Linked DNA regions of Mus musculus: regions 2, 3 and 4 are each linked to region 1. Evidence: chromatin loops called from intact Hi-C (ENCODE). Cell type or tissue: left cerebral cortex. All regions are shown on one strand. Region 1 holds the start of Dnm1l (dynamin 1-like). Region 2 overlaps Fgd4 (FYVE, RhoGEF and PH domain containing 4). Region 3 overlaps Fgd4 (FYVE, RhoGEF and PH domain containing 4). Region 4 holds the start of Vpreb1 (pre-B lymphocyte gene 1).

What was found. A loop is a pair of places that touch in the nucleus more often than their neighbours do. Peaks named below come from ENCODE experiments on the same cell type or tissue, not always from the same donor. Only the 100,000 strongest peaks of a DNase experiment are listed, where the experiment ranks them.
Region 2: a loop joins it to region 1, with 2.5 times the contacts of the local background. A loop is called at or near these places in 14 of 42 quality-filtered maps.
Region 3: it touches region 1 in a loop (3-fold over the local background); 3 of 42 quality-filtered maps call a loop at or near these places.
Region 4: a loop joins it to region 1, with 4 times the contacts of the local background. A loop is called at or near these places in 3 of 42 quality-filtered maps.

Annotation. Positions count from the first base shown.
Region 1 is chr16:16,355,935-16,360,934 of GRCm38, forward strand. Dnm1l (dynamin 1-like) reads right to left here and starts at 3,097. Exons shown (of 21, transcript NM_001360008.1): 1 at 2,830-3,097. The coding sequence starts at 2,931. In left cerebral cortex, CTCF peaks have their summits at 2,165 (motif pointing left) and 2,748 (motif pointing left); DNase peaks (open chromatin) are centred at 2,170, 2,678 and 3,057; H3K4me3 peaks cover 1,796 bases; H3K27ac peaks cover 1,044 bases.
Region 2 is chr16:16,582,924-16,587,923 of GRCm38, forward strand. All of the region lies in intron 1 of Fgd4 (FYVE, RhoGEF and PH domain containing 4), which reads right to left. Among named protein-coding and RNA genes, the nearest start is that of Fgd4, 15 kb to the right of the region's middle. In left cerebral cortex, a CTCF peak has its summit at 1,930 (motif pointing left); a DNase peak (open chromatin) is centred at 1,921.
Region 3 is chr16:16,558,114-16,563,113 of GRCm38, forward strand. All of the region lies in intron 1 of Fgd4 (FYVE, RhoGEF and PH domain containing 4), which reads right to left. Among named protein-coding and RNA genes, the nearest start is that of Fgd4, 39 kb to the right of the region's middle. In left cerebral cortex, a CTCF peak has its summit at 2,246; DNase peaks (open chromatin) are centred at 405, 1,496, 1,693 and 2,155; H3K4me3 peaks cover 2,588 bases; H3K27ac peaks cover 1,894 bases.
Region 4 is chr16:16,868,052-16,873,051 of GRCm38, forward strand. It overlaps Vpreb1 (pre-B lymphocyte gene 1), which reads right to left and starts at 1,204. Exons shown (of 2, transcript NM_016982.2): 1 at 1,015-1,204; 2 at 350-927. The coding sequence starts at 1,060. The coding sequence ends at 545. It overlaps Top3b (topoisomerase (DNA) III beta), which reads left to right and starts at 2,685. Exons shown (of 18, transcript NM_011624.3): 1 at 2,685-3,004. In left cerebral cortex, a CTCF peak has its summit at 2,624; DNase peaks (open chromatin) are centred at 2,702 and 3,092; H3K4me3 peaks cover 1,731 bases; H3K27ac peaks cover 1,272 bases.

The sequences.
Region 1 (5,000 bases):
TATAGAGCCTTAGTAAAGTAATGGCACAAAAAGAGATACATAGACCAACAGAACAAAGAAAACAAAAACAGGAGGACATGTGACTACAGCCACCTTCTGATATTTGACAAAGATGCCAAAAACATGCAGTGAAGAAAAGATAGCATCTTCAAGAAATAGTGCTAAGAAAACTGGAAGTCCACATGTAGAAAAACAAAATGAGGATCATATCTGTCTATCACCTTGCACAAAAATCTAACTGCAAATGGATCAAAGACCTAAATGTAAAATCTGAAACCCTGAGACTGCTAGAAGAAAACGTGGGCAGTTCCTTACAGGATATAGGTAGAGAAAATGAGTTTCTGAATAGGATTCCATTTGTCTAAGAATTAAAACTAGCAAGTGGGACCTCATAAAACTAAAAAGCTTCTGTAGAACAACTGAAGAGAAAATTCATAGGATGGGAGAGAATCTTGCCAGCTATATTGCTGAGGGAAACTTAATATACAGAAGATATAAAGAACTGAAAAAAAAAAAAAAAAAACCTCAAGGGTCAAAAAAACTCATTCAAATAATGGACAATAGTTTCTCAAAAGAATCTATTCTTCTGTTCTCAAAAGAATAAGTCAAAATGGCTAAGAAATGTTGATTTAAGTGAATTAAATTAAATTTTAGATAGTAAGATCATCAAAGCTGAGTTTCAAAGGCCTTCCTTCTTCCCTCCATTACTCCTCTACTGGCTAACACTGTTGTGTGTAAGAAAGCCCATCTTGATTTTAATCTCTTTAATCTGATTCACTATATCCCTGATTCTTTTACTGGTTAAAATGTACTTGGAAATCTCTTAAGAGTATAAGGTTTCTGCTCTAAAGCTAGATCACAATTCTTGATTGTTATGAAAGAAAATTAACTAAGTCATCTTTTCTCATTTTATTTACAAAAAATAGTTCTTATTATAAAAGTCCCAATGAAGAGATACTTCAGCAGTTAAGAGAACTTGTTGCTCTTGCAAAGGACCTAAGTTCAGTTCCCAGCATGTTCATGGCAGTTCACAACCATTTGTATGGCAAGTTCCAGAAGATCAGTTGCCTTCTTCTGGCTTCCAAAGGAATTAACAGGCATTTGATACATATACATATACATAAACACAGGCAAATATTCATAAAGTAAAAATTAACTTAAAAACTAAATATCTCGTTACAATGAATAATATGCATCACTGAAAATCTTCTATAAGATCGCAGGAACAAAATACCAAAACAAACAAAAAACCAAATAGTACACTTGATAATTTGGTCTTCGGGCACAGCCAACATCAAGTGTTAATGCTGGATTATGCAGACATGACTGTCCGAAAACTATCTATGCCAACCCAGCAAATGGCCCCAAAATAATTCCTACTGCTTTAAATATTTAAAGGCCAATAATAATAATAAACTACAGGATGGTTTGAAGTATATGGATATCCTCTAATTTATTTCTTCTTATAATATTTATACACTTTCTGTAGTTAAGATGTAGCCATACAACCCATGGAAAACAGAGAAATCACCCATCACCTCAGAAGAAAAGAATATTAACAAATGGGAGCACCTAAAAGTATGTTTATAAAGGGGCTGGGGAGATGGCTTGGAGGTTAAGAGCAAAGGCTGCTCTTTTAGAGGACCTGGTTTCCAGCACCCACATGGCATCTCACAATCATTTGTAACTCCAGTTTCGGGGATCATATACTTTCTTCTAACCAGCACCAGGGAAAACACTCACATCATAAAAATTAAAAAAAAAAAAAATTCTGGGCATGGTAGTTTTTCAGTCAAGGGAGCTGAAGCAGGGGGAGTGCTATGAGTTTCAGCCAATTCAGGTAACAAGGTAAATTCTTAGCCAGCTTGAAGTACAGAGTAGGGCTCATCTCAAAAACAATTCTCGCCAGGTGTAGTGGCACACGCCTTTAATCCCTGCACTCGGGAGGTTGAGGCAGGCGGATTTCTGAGTTCGAGGCCAGCCTGGCCAAAGTGAGTTCCAGGACAGCCAGGGCTATACAGAGAAACCCTGTCTCGACGCCCCCCCCCCAAAAAAAAACAAAAACAAAAACAAAACAAAACAATTCTCCCCAGGAGGATAGAGGCACTGAATGGTCTTCCAGAAGTCAATTCCCAGCAACCACATGGTGGCATGGTGGCTCACAACCATCCATAATGGGATCTGATGCCCTCTTTTGGTGTGTCTGAAGACAGCGACGGCGTACTCACAAACATTAAAACAAACAAAACCAACAAAAAACGCCCTCCTCCCCTAAAGTTCTGTTGCTCCTCTTCAGTTCAAAGCAGGCATTTTTTTAAAAAATGAAACTCACATATCTCTGCTATTCTAGATATCTATTCAACATTCTTTCATACAAAATTTGGACTTATCGCCAATACCCCACATAAGGCCTGAGAACCTTATACCAAATTTGGGTCACAGTAACAAAATTACAAACACCAAAGTCATGGTGCTCCTTCCTAACTTTAGGCCTCCAACTACACCCGGGATTTTCTTTTAATCTTATTTTTACTTTGTAATAGCTCCGTGGGCCACCGACTCACCACTAGCTTGCTGCCTGTCTGCTCACAGCAACTCCTGAGTCCGTCGCGTCCTCAGCGGCCGGAAGGAAGCGACAGCCGCCCACACGCCCGCCCGCGCGTCCCCCGAGTGCCCTTGGGCCAAGCCGCGCCGGGCTGTAGGCTGCAGGGCCACTCAGTCCCGCTGAGCGCCCGGGAGCAGAGCGGAGCGCCGAGCTGCCGGCCTCCTCCTGGCGACACCTGCAGGCCTGCGGCCGAGCCAGGCCTCGCAATCGCGGCCTCATCTTACCTGCGTTCCCACTACGACGATCTGAGGCAGCTGGATGATGTCCGCACCCACTGTGTTGAAGACGTCCTGCAGCTTATTGATGACCGGGATCAGCGCCTCCATGACCCCCGAAACACTGGACCCCCAACCCAGCAGGCCACTGCAATGAATGGGGACTCGACCCACAGCCCGCTTGCTTCCTCTTCTCCTCCGCCCTTTCCTCGGGAGCCCGCACCCATTGGGCCGGGCCAGCACCCAGCCCGCTCCCGGCAGGCCACGCGCCACGACAGAGGTGGGCGCGCAAAGGCTGCCGGGAGATGTAGTTCAGGCTGAGTGGAACGCGAAGGCCTATTCTAGAAGGTTTCAGGTATCGACCTGAACTGGGCGGGTAAGGAAGCTGAGACCGTGAATCTGAGTCTACTATAGTCAAAATGCTAGCTAACAGCTAGATGAATAATGATTGTTAGAGTGTTATGTATGAGTATGCCTCCAGGAGTTGGGACACACCAATTTTATGGACAACCATGGAAGACTTAGACAAAAGGTTAACAAGGTCTGTACTACATAGTGAAATCCTGTGTTTATAAGAAGGGATAGAGTCGCCGGGCAGTGATGGCGCATGCCTTTATCCCAGCACTTGGGAGGCAGAGGCAGGCGAATTTCTGAGTTCGAGGCTAGCCTGGTCTACAGAATGAGTTCCAGGACAGCCAGGGCTACACAGAGAAACCCTGTCTCGAACCCCCCCCCCCTTCCAAAATAGGGATAGAGTCTATTAATTAACCAATGTCATTTCCTTATGAGAAGTACTACTTTATGAAGAGCAATCAAGGAAACTATAGGAAAACTTAAAAGAATGTCTCCAGACATTTCTACCGCTCCAGCCTACCCACCAAGAGAGTTTATCTGGTCAAAGTTCTGAGAGTGAATGATAAGCCCTTAGAACTAGACATTCGTATCACACACACCAACTACGACTTAAGGTACAATGCAGAAATGAAGGCAGAAAGAATATAAGAAACCAAGGATTGAGCAGCTGTCATCTACTTACAAAGCTGTAGTTGTAGCCTGAATACATAGCACTATATACCTGCACAAGATTGGGCCCTCCAGCTATCTATCATAGAAACAGGAGGTGCCCATGAAGCTCCATTCTTTCTAAAGGAGCAGTAACTGTGAATGTTTGCTGGAGTTGGGGATTAGCTTTTTCTATTAGTATACCCACTAGGACTAATAGGTGGGAAGAAGGAGTCCTAGAAAGGAAGGGGGAATATCAGAGGGTAATGAGGGTACCAAAATAATCACAATATACTGGATTTTAAGACTGTTAAACATAAATAAAACAGTAACTCAGAGCCACAAACTCCCCAGCCTGAGAGGAGTGAAAAGCCAAGCAAAACTTGTTGCTATCTATTCATGATAGCCATGAGCACTCATAGTCACAAAGTTGTGGATTGTATAACTGGAGGGGTTACTTACCATTCACCTGCAACATATGCCATAGGAGACAGGCTTTACTGTTCAGAACACAGATGGTGGCTGGTTAATAAGTTTTGAAAAACACATAAATGAAAGACTCTGAAGATCCAGAAGTGATTTTTGGACATCTTGGCAAATGTTGTGACCTTCCCTTTTGTCTTTTAAAAACAAAGATTTCAGAATCCAAAACCAAGTGCAGCAGCATATATGTAACCTCAGACTGAGAAGGCAGAGGCAAGAGTCAGCTCTATTGTCTCCATAGTGAGCTCCAGCCTAGCCAGAGATAAATAAAGTACCCTAGGAAAAATGATGCATTTATACTTGATTTTCCTTTGTCTTTTACTGTGTGCTAAGAGCTAGTTTGGTAAAATTGATATACATACATATTACCAAAGCCAACATGTCATAGATTGGTATGGTATATGTTCCTACTCAAATTATCTTTTCTCTGGTAACAGAACACATATAGTCTTATATATTATCATGTAGCTTTTTGTAAGAGAAAAAATAATCCCACAGGCAGTGCTTAAGAAAGTCTACCAGTACATTACTGCCAGGATTGCCCAGAGCAATCAGACATAAGAGGAAAGAAACAGGAAGGGATGAGGCCTAAATATTATTACACACACACACACACACACACACACACACACACACACACACACACACACACAAAGATAATCTGAAAGTAGACACAGGCCCCCATTCCTAACTCA
Region 2 (5,000 bases), 230 kb after region 1:
AACGAACAGGAAAGCAACACACACCAAGAAATACAGAATGGTATAAGGGGATACTTTGAAAACATGTACTTCATTAAGTTGGAAAATCTAAGAGATGGATGAGTTCCTTGACTCATCCAAACTGCCAAAGTTAAATCAAGAAGAGTCCAACAATCTAAGCAGAGACACAGCACAGAGGGAGAGTAAGACAGCAATAAAAATCCTGCCAACTCAAAACCAACCAAACAAACAGGTGCAGACAGATTTCCAGCAGAATATTAGCAGACTTTGAAACCAATCCTTCTTAAACTCTTGAAAGAAAGAAAGAAAGAAAGAAAGAAAGAAAGAAAGAAAGAAAGAAAGGAAGGAAGAAAGGAAGGAGGGAGTGGGGAGGGGAGGGAGGAAGCCGGGAGGGGGGGGGAGAGAGAGGGGGGGAGGAAGAGGAGGAGGGAGGGAGGGAGGGGTAGGGAAGGAAGCACTAGAAGGCTCCTCAGGCATTAAGGCCCAGCAGAGCCTGCTATAGCAGCTCCCTACTGGGGGCAACTTGTCTAGCACTGATGGTTATCCCTAGCAGTCCTGCTGGGATCTGTGTTTTACCAACATCCAGTCCAGGGCTGCTGCAAATCTTACACTGCTAGTTCCCAATCCAGCATATAAAAAGCAAAAACAAAAGGAATTTAATGGTATTTTTGGAGGGTTTGTTTGCTTGCTTGCTTATTTGTCTCATATTGCTTTGTTTGGACACAGGTACACAGAATAGATATATTTACTGCAGATACAGAAGTTCACAGGATACTTACATTTAGAAACACAAGTACACACAGCTTCCTATTAGACTATGGGAACAATGCTTCAAAGCTACTTCTAAAGGGACTGCCTGCTCTCATACAACCAAGTAGAAAAGCATTGTATATTCAATTTTTATAGTTATACTACTGCAAAAACATCTATTGCCATGACAAACAAAAGGAAGACAGCTTTAAAAAGCTTTCATCTTAAAAGTTTTTCATCTTGATTTGGTTGTAAACACAGATCACTAAAATAAGTACAGTTATAAAAAAAAGAATGACTAGGAAAAGGGTAGGCAGGTACGAAAGGAAAGCATCTACATATTCCATATATGGCTCCTATTTAATACACACAGCCTAGTGCAATAGCTCCTATGACATTGAATGGTGCGGTAAGAAAGCCTATTTTCTGACATTTAGAGAACTGGAGAGTATAGTTATCAACACATATTGACTTGTTGATCTGGCTTGAGCCATATAGAGCCTATGTGAAGGACTATGGGCAATCAGATCTAGAACATGTTCTAGTCACTAACCCCTCTCCATAGATAACAACTCATGAGCAACAGCACGACAACAGCTACTGGAATGAACTAGAAACCAAGCAACAAGATTGTCAAGGACTGTGTGTGTGTGTGTGTGTGTGTGTGTGTGTGCAGGTGTGGGTGAAGGTACATGCATGTGCAGGTGCATGTGGGATGCAGAGGACAACCTCACATCAGTTGTGTCTCAACATTTTTGTCTGTTGTTTGTGTTGAGAAAAGTTTTCTTGTTAATACGCAAATCAGGCTGCAGGCTAGGTTGGCCGGTCAGCAAGCACCAGAGATCTGCCTGCATCTAATACCTGGCACAAAACCAAACCAAAACCGTCAGTCCAGGAACTGAAGTGCTGCAGGGCGAGCACTGTGCTGACTGAGATACCTTCCCTGTCATGTGGACTTCCTTTGAATTTACAAGTTTCCACAGTTAACATTCATGCTTTTTAAGTGATAAGGCCCAAGTAACACATTTCACAAGGAGATTTAGAATAGCAAATAAATGGCACCACATGCTAAGGCATTGCAATGCTAACTGCATATGCAGTTCTGTGACTCTACCTCCTAGACCCTGATAGCCACTGACAGGCTTCCTTAGCCTGAAGGTCACCTCTCCACTGCCACCTGGTGGCAAGAGGATTCACAGACCTGAAGATCAAATACTGCCTTCTGTTAACAGACATTTACTATCAGCTTTGCATTCCAGAGCCAAGGAGGGCAGAGCCCAAACACAAGGACTTGTCCTTCATCTTTCCAAAGCTTGTTTGCATGAAGACAAACTTCATTTCTATATAATCCTCCAATTCAGAAGCATCCACTAAAAAATGGTAAAATACACTGTGCATAGGATTTTAAAGAAACCTGAAAGCAGAAAGTGGCTTCATCTAGCAATGGACTCAAAGCTGTTCTGCTGAATAACTCTGGGGCTGGGGAGGGCTTGAATTAACACATGACCTGTGCAGTAGTGGAACCAGGTCATGCTCAGGATCCCTTTACAATATTCATCACTACTTCATGTGTCTTGGAGTTCACTGCCCAAAGAGTGTCAAAACTTCCCTTTAATACTATCTTAGCACAAGAAGTGCCCTGGTTTAGGTAAAGATCCAGAAAATAGTTTTAAAATATTTAGTCTGTATTTATAATGTATGTCTGTGGTTTTGTGCATTCACATGGTTTGCAGGTAAACATGCTTGTATGCAGACTCAGGGCCAGCAGAGGCATCAGGTGCCCAACTCAATCATTCTCCACATTATTTCCTAGGGACAGAGCCTCACACTAAGGATGAGGCTGACTGGTGGTCAGCCAGCTGCAATGGTCCTCCATACCCAGCTTCTTATTTGGGTGCTGGGAATTGTAACTCTAAGACTTTATACTTGCACAACAAGTATGCTTACCCACTGAGCCATCTCCATTGCCCCTTTTTAAAATTATTCAAACTTCTAATAACCATTGTCACTAAAATGTCAAGTTGAATATAGCTTCTTTCTTTTTTGAGAAGTTTATATGTGAGTATTCTATATTATTTTCCCTCCCTTCCCTCCCTCCAACTCCTCCCATGCCATCCTATTCCTGCTCAAATCCATGCCCCCATATCTTCAATTATAATGTGTATATACATAATATATATTACATGTAATATAATACATTATACATGTAAACTTACAAAAACAACTTCCTGAGGTCATTTAGTATTGCTAAAATGTATATGCATTTAGGTCTGATCACTTGGAATTGAAAAACCTATCAGGGGTTCATCCCTTGAGAAGAATGATGTCAGTCTCTCAACAAGTCATTAGTTGCCCACAGGTTTTTATCTAGGGATTGGGACTTGTGAGATTTCTACCGGTATACATTGACATGGCAACTGGTGTTGCCATTTACAGGTCTTACTGTTGTACAGACAACCATACTGTTGAGATTTCATAAATGCAGATTCCCTACCATGTACATAAGATACCACCTCACAGCAGATATCTTGTACAGATTGCCACTGCCTGAGTCACCTGTGATATAACTCCACAGAGCCTCTGAAGAATACCTTCATTGAGTACAACATCAGGATAACACAATCCACCATTACTAGTACTTCTTGGACATGTTGGTAGCATTTTCTCCCTTACTGTCACCAGATTTCTTACCAAGATGAGGGTAAATGAGAAGATTCAAAACATTTTTGCATTAATACTAGTCTAGAATTTTCTTTATTTTTACTAACATCTGGAAACTTAGATAAAAATCAAAGGTTTTTGTTTTTAGGACTGAAACTTGATATGAAGTTCAGTCTAGCCTCAAATTCATAGCAATCCTTCTGCTTCTGTCTCTCAGAGTGCTGGATTAAAGGAGTATACAACCATGCATGGTTCGAGTTTAATTTTAAGTAAATGAATATAGTACTGCCTCCTGAAAGAAAAATAGAGAAAGCAAATGCTAATGTATAGGAGCACATTAGAATACAGTGGCAGAAAAGGCTCACGAACCTTAGCAAGTAGATGACCGGGTAATGAAAGCTAACTGCCTGAAGGCAGAGAATGAAGATGTCAATATTTATAAGTGTGGTTAGCTATATTCAAAGAGAAGTCAGGATTATTTTTCTTATTTTTGTGTCAAATTTTATATTAGTGCAAAATAACTTTAAACATTAATGTTACTACCCAACTATAAAGATGATTACATATTACAGGCATCTGCTGTTTACGATGGATAGCCAGACAAAGATACTATTAGGATAAAGTAGAAAAGAAAAATTGCTAACTGCAGTAGACAATAGGTGTCCAAATCACAATACATCTGTAGTTGATGGCACCCAAATGGCAAACCTTGGCATAAGCACTGGTGGCTCCTTAAGGCACCATATTTTGCTACCACAGTTATTTAACACCTCACTGATAACTTGGTATAAATTATTTGATATCCATAAACCAAAACAGCATTACAATTTAGAAGGCTACAGTTAAAGCTTTACAATGAGAAAGTAACAATTACAAAGCACAGTTTATAAATGATGTGAACACACATCCACTTTAAAAAGACACAGTGCTCTTAGAGCTTTGCCAGGTTTTCTGTTTTGTTTGTTTGTTTTGTTTTGTTTTTAATGGAGTTTCTCCATGCTCTGTAAAAATTCTGTCTCAGACTTCTAAGAGCTGAGATTACAGGCACATTCCATCACAACTGAAGAGCCATTTTAGCTACTTGAACATTTATATGTTATCCTACTTGCATTTGGTTCAAAACTAACTCCCCCAAAATACTTTTTATATCTGAATATTGTACTAACAAAAACAAATATAGGAATATTAATATATTAAATATGATGAGTAACTTATTAACCCCAGACATAGGAACAAATAATATGTACTAGTACATTCATTAGATTCTTGTGTAGAATCAATTAATCATATGTTAAAACTCAACAATAATGATAATGATAAAAATTTAAGTTATTTTATTAGAGAAAATCAGTCGTTTTCTTTACCTTAGTCACTAGCATTTTCAAATACCATTGTTAATATATCTGAGAAATATATCATGAAAAAGAGCTAACATACAAGACCTACACTGAAATATTGACTTTGTAATATATTCTAATCTTGGGAAGTGTGATGGGTAATTCCAATAACAGTATTTAAAATTAGCAAAAAAGACAGGCCTTTGGACCTACTTGTGAGCAACTATCTATTTTAGGTTAACCTGAGTTTAT
Region 3 (5,000 bases), 200 kb after region 1:
GGAGTATGTCTTAAGTGTACCCAGATATAGATATTTTTTAACTCTAGAAAAGGAAAATACTCATCAGGTTATTTACATAAGGCAGAATAAAAATTCCATTATAAAGTTGTCAGTGAATCACTGCTCAATTAACCCTTTAGGATTAATTGCCCTTCTTGCCACTAGTCCATATCTGTCTGGGATTCTGTGAGGGTTTTGAGCTCCTGTAGGTAAGATAGCTGGGCACTGGGACTGTTTTATATCAAGCCAGGCCATGTTTCCTATTCCTTTTCTATGTGAAGATTTTTCTAAAAGATTTTCATCACACTTAAACTTTGTGTGTTTATTATTTGTTATGCTTGAAACTTGAACAAACAGGATCTTAATGAACGTGCTTTCAAGTCTACCTGCCAACACCTACAACCCTGACGGACATCTACTTACAAGCACCGCCTTGCTAACTGGAACTGGGAAGCAGCAGCTCACTCACACACAGGCACCTGGTGAAGTGAGGTTTTAGTTACCCACTCCATGGCCTAAGTAACTACAGCTAAGGCCCAACTTCACCACTACCCCAGTTCTGGTTTCCAAGATACAGGGTAATTAAAGCAACAATAATGCCACAAATGTACATGATTCGACCTTATAAACCTTAAATTGTTTATTGATTTTGAAGTAATTTTTCCTCAATTACACAAGATTAGCTTCAAACTATAGTTATTAAAGAAGCTTTCAAGTAGATACATGTCTACCATTGTTGAAAGCTGTTTCTTAAAGATAGTATGTACCTAGATTAATTTGCATATTTCAAAAACTGTAAGTGCAGAATACTACATCAACTAGAGTTAATACCAGGAATCCACAAAACAGTCTTCAAAAACTCTTAATGAAATAAAGCATGTTTCCTTGACTAATACTACGGTCAACTCATTCTGTCCTGTTAAAAGAAAGAAAAAAAGCATAGTTCCTGTGCCCACTGACTGTTTCTAGTTCTCTAGGTAGCCACTGGCTCACTAAGATGCACACCCAAGAATACAACATGGTTCAAGTTTGACTGAACTGCACAGGCAAAACCTCTAATTACAGTCTTTCATACAGCACACAAAATGGCAGATCTGCTAAACTCAGGGTGCTAATGCTGGGGTGTCAAGGGCAGGAACACTGACACAAAAGAAGTCTCCAGAGCATACAGCTCGTTTTATTTTACACTTTTATAATTTAGGTCACAGTTTGGGGGAAGGAGACACAATGCTGCCTTACAAAAGACATAGTAGTGCCTTGTTTGAGCTACCAACCTCTGAGCCACAAGGAAAAATGTCAGTCATCCATTTGTTAAAACTAAAATTTCCATCCGCAGCTTACAATATGCAACACACATTTTAAGTAGCTGTGGACAAAAGAAATAACAATGACAAAGGAAGCCCTTGAAAAGCAAGCCATCTTCCTTGGTTTACCCCTCCCTATGGCTGAGCCATCTGTCACTACAGCCCTGTCACATTGTTTCCACAGGCTCTGAAACACTACATCAGCACCACACTTAAAACATGTGGCCCAACATTAACCTTAATTTGAGTATAATCTACAAATGCCACTGATGGAGTCATTTCTCAAATAAGAACAAACATTGAGCATGCTGTAGCCCTGGGTGTATTTCAGCAAGAACACTGGTGTAATTCACTGTAGAAGCCATTACGAGATGACTGTCTATCTGCAACATTCAAGAATCACAGTACACATTCACAGGCAGGAAATATTCTTAAGCATTACAGGATAATTCCAACATGTAATTGTACAGGCTGCCTAAAATTAATAAAAGGCAAGTGTGCAAGCTTTGAGGTGGGGGCGTTCTTACCCAAGAGCTTAGTGCTTCCTTTCCTTGACCACAGAGAGATATGCTCACACTAAATGCCGTACAAATCAGATATGCAATGCTAGGTTACTTACCTTAGAAAAGCTGATTTATTCCTTGTGATTACAAGTCACAAATGGCTGGAGAACAACTCCCTTCATTTGTTCTTCCAGTGAGCAGAATGAAATCTCCCAATAGCCCAGTGCACTGCCGATAATCTCACACTACACAGGCTCCCCTGCTAACCCTATGTTCCCAGCCCCAAAGGATAATCACATTCCGGCAGCGGGGAGTGAACAGATGGTGGATTCCATGGTAACCAGCCCTCCTAAGGCGATTGGTAGAAGTGTGTGACTCAGGCTTCTTGGGTAACAATCACAGTCTTTGTGCTCCCGCCCTGCAAAGCCCCAGTGGAGAAGCATGCACAGTTACTCACAGGGCTTGCTCAGCAGGTGTTTGGCTATATAAACCAGGCAGTGCAGACCAACTAAAAGCTTTCTACAAATTGACGCTTGCCAGGACAAAGTCCTAATGTTTCAGAGAGCCATGCTGCTGACTAAGGATGAAAGGTCGCAGAAACATAACTGCACAAACAGAAAAGTTCACTTGCAAAGTCAAGATAGCATGGTGTAGAAAAGCAAGCTTCGTCAGCGGGTCATTTCCTGATCTATAATTGCCCACAGAACTGAAAACTGGTTTTGTATGTTTAGGGATTTTTAAAGACAAATATATTTAAATATACTGAATATCTTATATTGGAAATAAAGTAAAGTTTTAAACAGCAAATGTTTAAAGAAAAAACTGATTTATTTTTTATTTTTATTTTTATTTTTTGTTCTTTGTTGAATGGGAGGAGAGGCTATGAAGGTTTTTAATGAATATATCTAAAGCCTTAGGTGTTCATGAGAAGCTTGCAATATCTTAGGTTTGCAATGACTGACTTAAATTTGTTTCTGCACACATGAAGATTACATGCTGACTCAGCAGGGAAACTGCCAGTTTCTCAGTTGCATTCACTAAAAAGTCAGAAAATAAGATTGTAGTATGAAAAGCAAATCAATCCTACCACACAGAAAACACACACTGGGATAATTCTTTCCATGGGCACTAAAAATACTACAAGAAAGTAAACTTTTAAAAGGACAAGATAAAAAAGTTAAGATAAACATAAAAAGAAAACAAAGCAGGTAGACTGCACACAGCACTGCAGGCTCACCTGCCCTCCCTCCCTTTATCAGCACTGCATACAGTACTGCAGGCTCACCTGCCCTCCCTCCCTTTATCAGCACTGCACACAGCACTGCAGGCTCACCTGCCCTCCCTCCCTTTATCAGCACTGCACACAGCACTGCAGGCTCACCTGCCCTCCCTCCCTTTATCAGCACTGCACACAGCACTGCAGGTTCACCTGCCCTCCCTCCCTTTATCAGCACTGCACACAGTACTGCAGGCTCACCTGCCCTCCCTCCCTTTATCAGCACTGCACACAGTACTGCAGGCTCACCTGCCCTCCCTCCCTTTATCAGCACTGCACACAGCACTGCAGGCACACCTGCCCTCCCTCCCTTTATCAGCACTGCACACAGTACTGCAGGCTCACCTGCCCTCCCTCCCTTTATCAGCACTGCACACAGTACTGCAGGCTCACCTGCCCTCCCTCCCTTTATCAGTACTGCACACAGTACTGCAGGCTCACCTGCCCTCCCTCCCTTTATCAGCACTCTATACCAAACATTTCAGAGCTCTCTTATTGGCAAAAATATATAATATTTGTAATATTAAAAGGACAAATATAAGTATCCCTTGTAGCTGGAATAAATTTATCCCTATAAGAATAATCAAAAGAACCAAGTAGGATGTTGCTTTAAAGTGTCAGCATTTAGTTTTAGAGAGAGAAAACCACACAACTATTAATATCTCTTGAAAAACAAAACCCATCAGAATTTCATTTCAGCAACAATGACTACAAAAGGAGAAGAAACCTGAAAATAATATTGTCAAGAAATGTGGATGAACTATTTGGGCAAAAACAGCATAAACTCTTACTACAAGAGATTATTAAAATGAGTATAAGGTGTTGAAAGACAGATAGATCCAGTACAAAGATCCTAAGAAAAAGAAAGGATCATAGTTTATTTATAATGTTTTAAGCTTATTTATTCTTTAGACTTCAGGTATAATATGACATATTGTATCTTATGTTCCCATTACCCATTCTTTTTTTTTTGTAATTTTTTTATTACGTATTTTCCTCAATTACATTTCCAATGCTATCCCAAAAGTCCCCCATACCCTCCCCCCCCCACTCCCCTACCCACCCATTCCCACTTTTTGGCCCTGGTGTTCCCCTGTACTGGAGCATATAAAGTTTGCGTGTCCACTGGGCCTCTCTTTCCAGTGATGGCCTACTAGGCCATCTTTTGATACATATGCAGCTAGTCTCCTTCCTTATTTGACTACTTTTTTAAAAGATGGAAATATTAAAGAAAATTTTGTGAGAGAAGTAATAGTATAATGGTTAAAATCATTGACCATTCCAAGCTTCTAAAATTCACTATAAATAAATACACTCTCAATTTCCAAAGCTCTTACTTTAAGACTTGAGAATTTAAGACTCTTAAAATGCCCCGTCTAGTAACTCTTCTACATAGTTAATGTACTGGCTGGTTTTGTGTGTCAACTTGACACAGGCTGGAGTTATCACAGAGAAAGGAGCTTCAGTTGAGGAAATGCCTCCATGAGATCCAACTGTAAGTCAGTTTCTCAATTAGTGATCAAGGTGGGAGGGCCCATTGTGGGTGGTGCCATCCCTGGGCTGGTAGCATTCTATAAGAAAGCAAGCTGAGCAAGCCAGGAGAAGCAAGCCAGTAAGGAACATCTTTCCATGGCCTCTGCATCAGCTCCTGCTTCCTGATCTGCTTGAGTTCCAGTCCTGACTTCCTTTGGTGATGAACAGCAATGTGGAAGTGTAAGCTGAATAAATCCTTTCCTTCCCCAACTTACTTCTTGGTCATGATGTTTGTGCAGGAATAGAAACCCTAAGACAGTTAATAAACCACCCAGGGGCCCATCCGATAATGAGCCACCAAATGCAGACACTATTACATACGCCAGCAAGATTTTGCTAAAAGGACCCAGATATAGCTGTCTCCTGTGAGGCTTTGCCAGAGTC
Region 4 (5,000 bases), 510 kb after region 1:
CTAGGTAACACAAAGGTCTGTCCATCCCAAATCATCACTCTAGTAACAATGAGGTAAACCTGCTCCACACCTGTCACTTGGCACCTGCTCTCCCCCAAAGTAGAGGCCCAGGGATGGCATTTGCTGGGCTCCTTTGCTCGGTAACTGTGGAGATGACAACAGGAGACCCCATCCTTTGCAAGAAGGTCCCCCTCCAAGATGCTTTTATCATCCATTTGCCCCGTGATCATAACAATAGGGTTCAGACAAATGTTCTGCCTCAGAGATGGGTACCTGGCCAAACTGAGCATGACCTTTGACCTAGCCAGCTCTTAAACTTGTTCTGAGATCACAAACCAGCCAGACCAAATTCAGTAAAAACAGCTTTAATTCTACAATCCAGCCTCCAATGGGGGCTCATAGCAACACCGCAGAACAAGGAAAAGCTGCATAATTCCATCTTCTAGGCTCTGCAAAACCTCACGTTCTACCCCTCCTTCCCATACCAGACTAGCCGAGCAAAGCAAACTCTGTCTTCAGTTCAGGGTCTGAATGTCTCCAGAGCCTAAGATCCCAAATCTGTATACGACTTTTCTCCTTCCCACTCCCTCTCCATCCTCTTCTTTTCCTGGCTCCGGAGCCCCACGGCACAGTAATACACAGCCTCGTCCTCAGGCTGCAGTTCAGAGATGCTCAGATACCCCAGGTTCCTGGTCGTATCTTTGGACCCGGAGAAGCGAGGTGGGATATCGGGACCCTGGTGCTTGTCTGAGTGTGAGAAGTATCTCAGCAGGAACCTGGGAGGGTGGCCCGGCCTCTGCTGGTACCAGTAAATGCTGTAAATGCCAATGTTATGGTCGTTGCTCAGGGTACAGGAGAGGCGGATGGTGGCTCCAAGGGAAGAAGATGCTAATGGTGGCTGATGCACCATGGGCTGAGGGCCACAACCTGAGAAGATAGAAGCATGTCCATCACTGGGGCAGAGCAAGGCCATAGGAGGAGCAAAGAAGCCCTGGGCCCCAAGAGTTTCCTTACCTGTGAGATAGGCCAGCAGCATGAGCAGGACAGACGTCCAGGCCATGGCTCCAGACCTGCAGCACCCTGCCCCCTACAGCCACTGCTCCTGGGCCCTGACCAGCTGGGAAGCACTCTCCTCCCTGCTTTGGGGAGAGGGTCACTGCACCCCTGGTTCCTGCTCACCACCCTCCCAGGCTTTCTGGGCTCTGTGACTCTGTCACTTACCAGAATGGTCTAATGGAAGCCTTTGTGGCTCTGGGTTTGACCCAGGGAAGCATTCTGGGAGGAAGCACCTGCTGGAACGTCATGGGCCAGAACCCAGGACTGCGGGCTTGTCTCCCTGAGGGAGAGTGACCTCAACTCCCCTTGAGAGGCTGAGCCCCAAATAAGCAGATCTGTAGTTCACTTTAAATGCCTGGTAAAGGGGACAAGAGTTTTCTCCTTAAACCTAAGCCTCATATCAGACCCCAAATATGTGTGGGAGCAGTCACTGGGCCTCTTTAGATGTTCCTCTACCATATGTGAGCACACTAAATAAATCTCCTTCCTCTGCTTTTTAGTATTATCTCTTTTAATTACATTTTTATTTTCATTTCTTTTGTGTTCACATGGCCAGCTTGGCAGCCACTGTCTGCCTGCTGAGCCATCTTATAGGTTTCTTACTTGTCTCGTTGACAAGTTGGGGCTGTCATAGCCAGTCTTGGTAACAAAAGGATGGCTTAAAAACATAAGTTTGAGGCCAGCCTGGGTCCACAGTGAGTTCCAGTGAGTTCCAGGATGGCCTTGGCTACATAATGAGACAATCTGAATATATACATACATATATATATATATATATTTTTTTTTTTTTTTAAGACAGGATCCCACTATTTTGCTCTGGCTGGCTATTCTGGAACTCAATGTGCAGATGAGGCTGGCCTCGAACTCACTGAAATCTGCCTTTCTCTGCCTCCCAAGTGCCGAGATCAAAGTTGTGAGCCACCATACCAGGCTATTAAAAAACGGTATGCTAATAAAGTCATCAAAACTATTTTAAAACTTCCATAATTCTAATACTCTAAAAAAATTACATATTATCTTCCAGATACATTAACACAAGTAGTGTGGTCTTCAAAATTTTAAAAGGTGCTTTGTTTTGTTTTGTCTTGTATAGCCTATAGTCCCAAGCTGGAATGAAATTCACTATGTAGCCCTGAATGACCTCTAACTCGCTGTCTCAACCTTCTGATTGCTTGATTCCTGGTAAGAGCCACCATCCCGCTCACAGATGTTGCTAACACTGAAAAAGCCTGCTATCTGAAATGTTTAAATTATTTTAATTATTGGGCTGGTTAAGTGGTTAAGGACCTGGGTTCAATTCCCAGTACCCATATGGCAGCTCACAACTATCCCCAGTTCCAGGGAATTTGACACCCCCGCACGGATGTGCATATGCAAGCAAAACACCAATGCATATCAAATAAAAATAAACTTTACATTTTTATTTTAATCATTAATTGCATATTTTCATCAGTTCTCGTAATCATACTGACAATCGTCATTAATGTCTTCTCCGGATGATTTTTTGGAGACACAATGGAGACTTGGGGAGCCCCTGCTGCTCCCAACAGGAAGCAGACAGCAAGGCACCCGGAACTCACCAGCCTCGGAACTTGCAGACACCTTAGTGTCGACATCGGAGGGCAGATGAGGGGACGCCACAGACGGACAGAGCCGGAAGTGAGTTCGTGAGTGGCCACCGGGGAAAGCACAGCCGGAGCGAGAGGCGCAGCGGCACGGCGGGTGAGCAGTGGGATGCTGGCTGCTCGAGGAAGCGGAAGACGCTGGCTTTCCCCAGGCATTTCCGGAATGGTAGCAGCGCTCCGACCCGGGCGGGGGCGTGGGGGAGGGTCCTGCCCTGGCGCGGCTTTTTCGCCATCCAGCCCTCGCCGTGGGGCCTCTGGGCGGCGGTGGAGCCGCGTTTAGTGGGCAGTGGTCGCTTTTCCAACGAGCTCCCCGCGGCCCCGAGGTGAGACGTTTCCCCCTAGTTGAGGGTAGGGAAACCGGCTCAGGGAAGTTGTGCTGCCCACAGAGGCTCAGGCCTGCGGTTTGCGTTCTTATCCGAAGGTTCCACTCGCTGCCTCCCGGAGCCTGCTCTGTCTGGAGACCCAGGCTGTTCTCGGACTTGATCTCTGCAGATTAGGAGAAAACTTGGGTAAACCAATGAGCTAGAGTCGAGGGCCAGCTAGTTATGCATAGGGAAGAACGGATGACCTCTCTTAACCTATTTGGAACCCGGCCTTTGGGAACAGGACTGTGAAAAGCCAGGACGACTTGGATTTGATAGCCAGAGAAAGGGGGGAATTTTCACCGTTCGCCAAGGTCCCTTGTCGCTAGTCTGAATTGTTATGCACTGCGATTTATTCTGGCTTTTTAAACTAGGATGATGAGATGGCTCAGCGCTCTTACAACCAAGGTTCCGACCCCGGGAACTCACGTTGTAAAAAGAGAGAGCTGAATCCCACAATTTGTCTTCTGACCTGTGACCGGCAGCATGTGCGTGCCCATACATATCCACACACAAAATAACTGTTTATTTGTTTGTTTAACTTTAACTCCTATTTTATAGCAATGTTGGTAGACAGAGCTGCAGCATACTAGATACAAAGAAGGAGTTAAGAGACAGGCTTATTTTCCTGGATCTGTAGGTGATTAAAAGTCACTGAAGTGTTAAATTCTTAGATTTCCCATGCTTTGCTGACCCCTTTTGGGGCTCCTCAAGTTAAATCCACTACTACATAATACAAAAAGAAACCTCCATATTTACAGTGCTTTCCAAGGGACACTGATTAGTGAGGTGTGGCAAAGAATGGGCAGGTTGTCTTGCTATTCTCTCTTTGCAATCCACACCTAAATAGCCCTTTGCTTACCTAACTCCAGAATAGGACAAACTATAGTGTCAGAGCCTTGGCAGAAAAGACTTGGTATATCATGTAGGTTTATGTTAAGGAGTCTTATTTAAGTGATCATATATAAAAATTTTGGCTAGACATTTTGGTGTACTCCTGAATTCCCAGCACTCAGGAGTTGAAGATAGGAAGATCAAGGCCGTAGTGGCTATATAGTTAAGAGGCCAGCCTTGGCCACACAAGACGCTGTCTTTGCCCAATACACACACATACACACACACACACACACAGCAAAAGCTTAAGTGAATAGTGTTGTTTCAGAGTCACAAAGTGTGAGTGTGGTGTGTAGGTGATGCTTATAAGCCATCAAGTCCAGGTTTTCTCATTGGTTTTCACTTTGAAATGGAAGATGAGCCTTAATTAGGGAAGTCTTGACATTAATCACAGTTACAAAAGCTCTCTAGAGTAGAATCTGGTCTAGGTAAAGGGAAATGTTCCTGTCAAGGCCCTGGATTGTCTAGTTCTGTACCTTAAAAGAAGAAAAAAAAAATGTTTTAAACAGCTTATTGCTATGTAACTGAGTATAGCCTAAAACTCAAGCTTCCCCTGCCGCATCCAGCCTCGTGAAAGATGCAGTTACAGGTGTATGCCAGCATACTTGGCATTAGAAATCTTTTTTCTTCCTTTGAAATAGTGATAGAGCATTACAAAGTCCCCTTGTGCTGAAGTGCTAAAACTACTTACTTGTTTTGAGTCAAAGCTGAAGATAAATGTATATTCAAAGTGGACGGCAGCTGCATAGCCTGGCAAGTGGACGGCAGCTGAGAGCGAGTTGTGCCTTTCTATTACTGACCTTTACCTGGATATGTGACAGAGTCCGGCTAAGGCAGCGTGTCTGTGTCTGAAGGGACTTGTCAGTCTAGTCAATAATTTGGATCTTAGGTTGTAGAAGAGAAGAAGAGATACAAAATTCCCAAAACTTGGAAACCAGAGAGAAAGAATGCCTAGAAATAGAAGTGTTTGCTGGCAGTAACGTTAGGTGTTGCTGCTGTTGCTACTGCTGCTGCTGTTTTTAATGTGATGAGGTCTCACTGTGTAGCCCTGACTGTCCTGGAA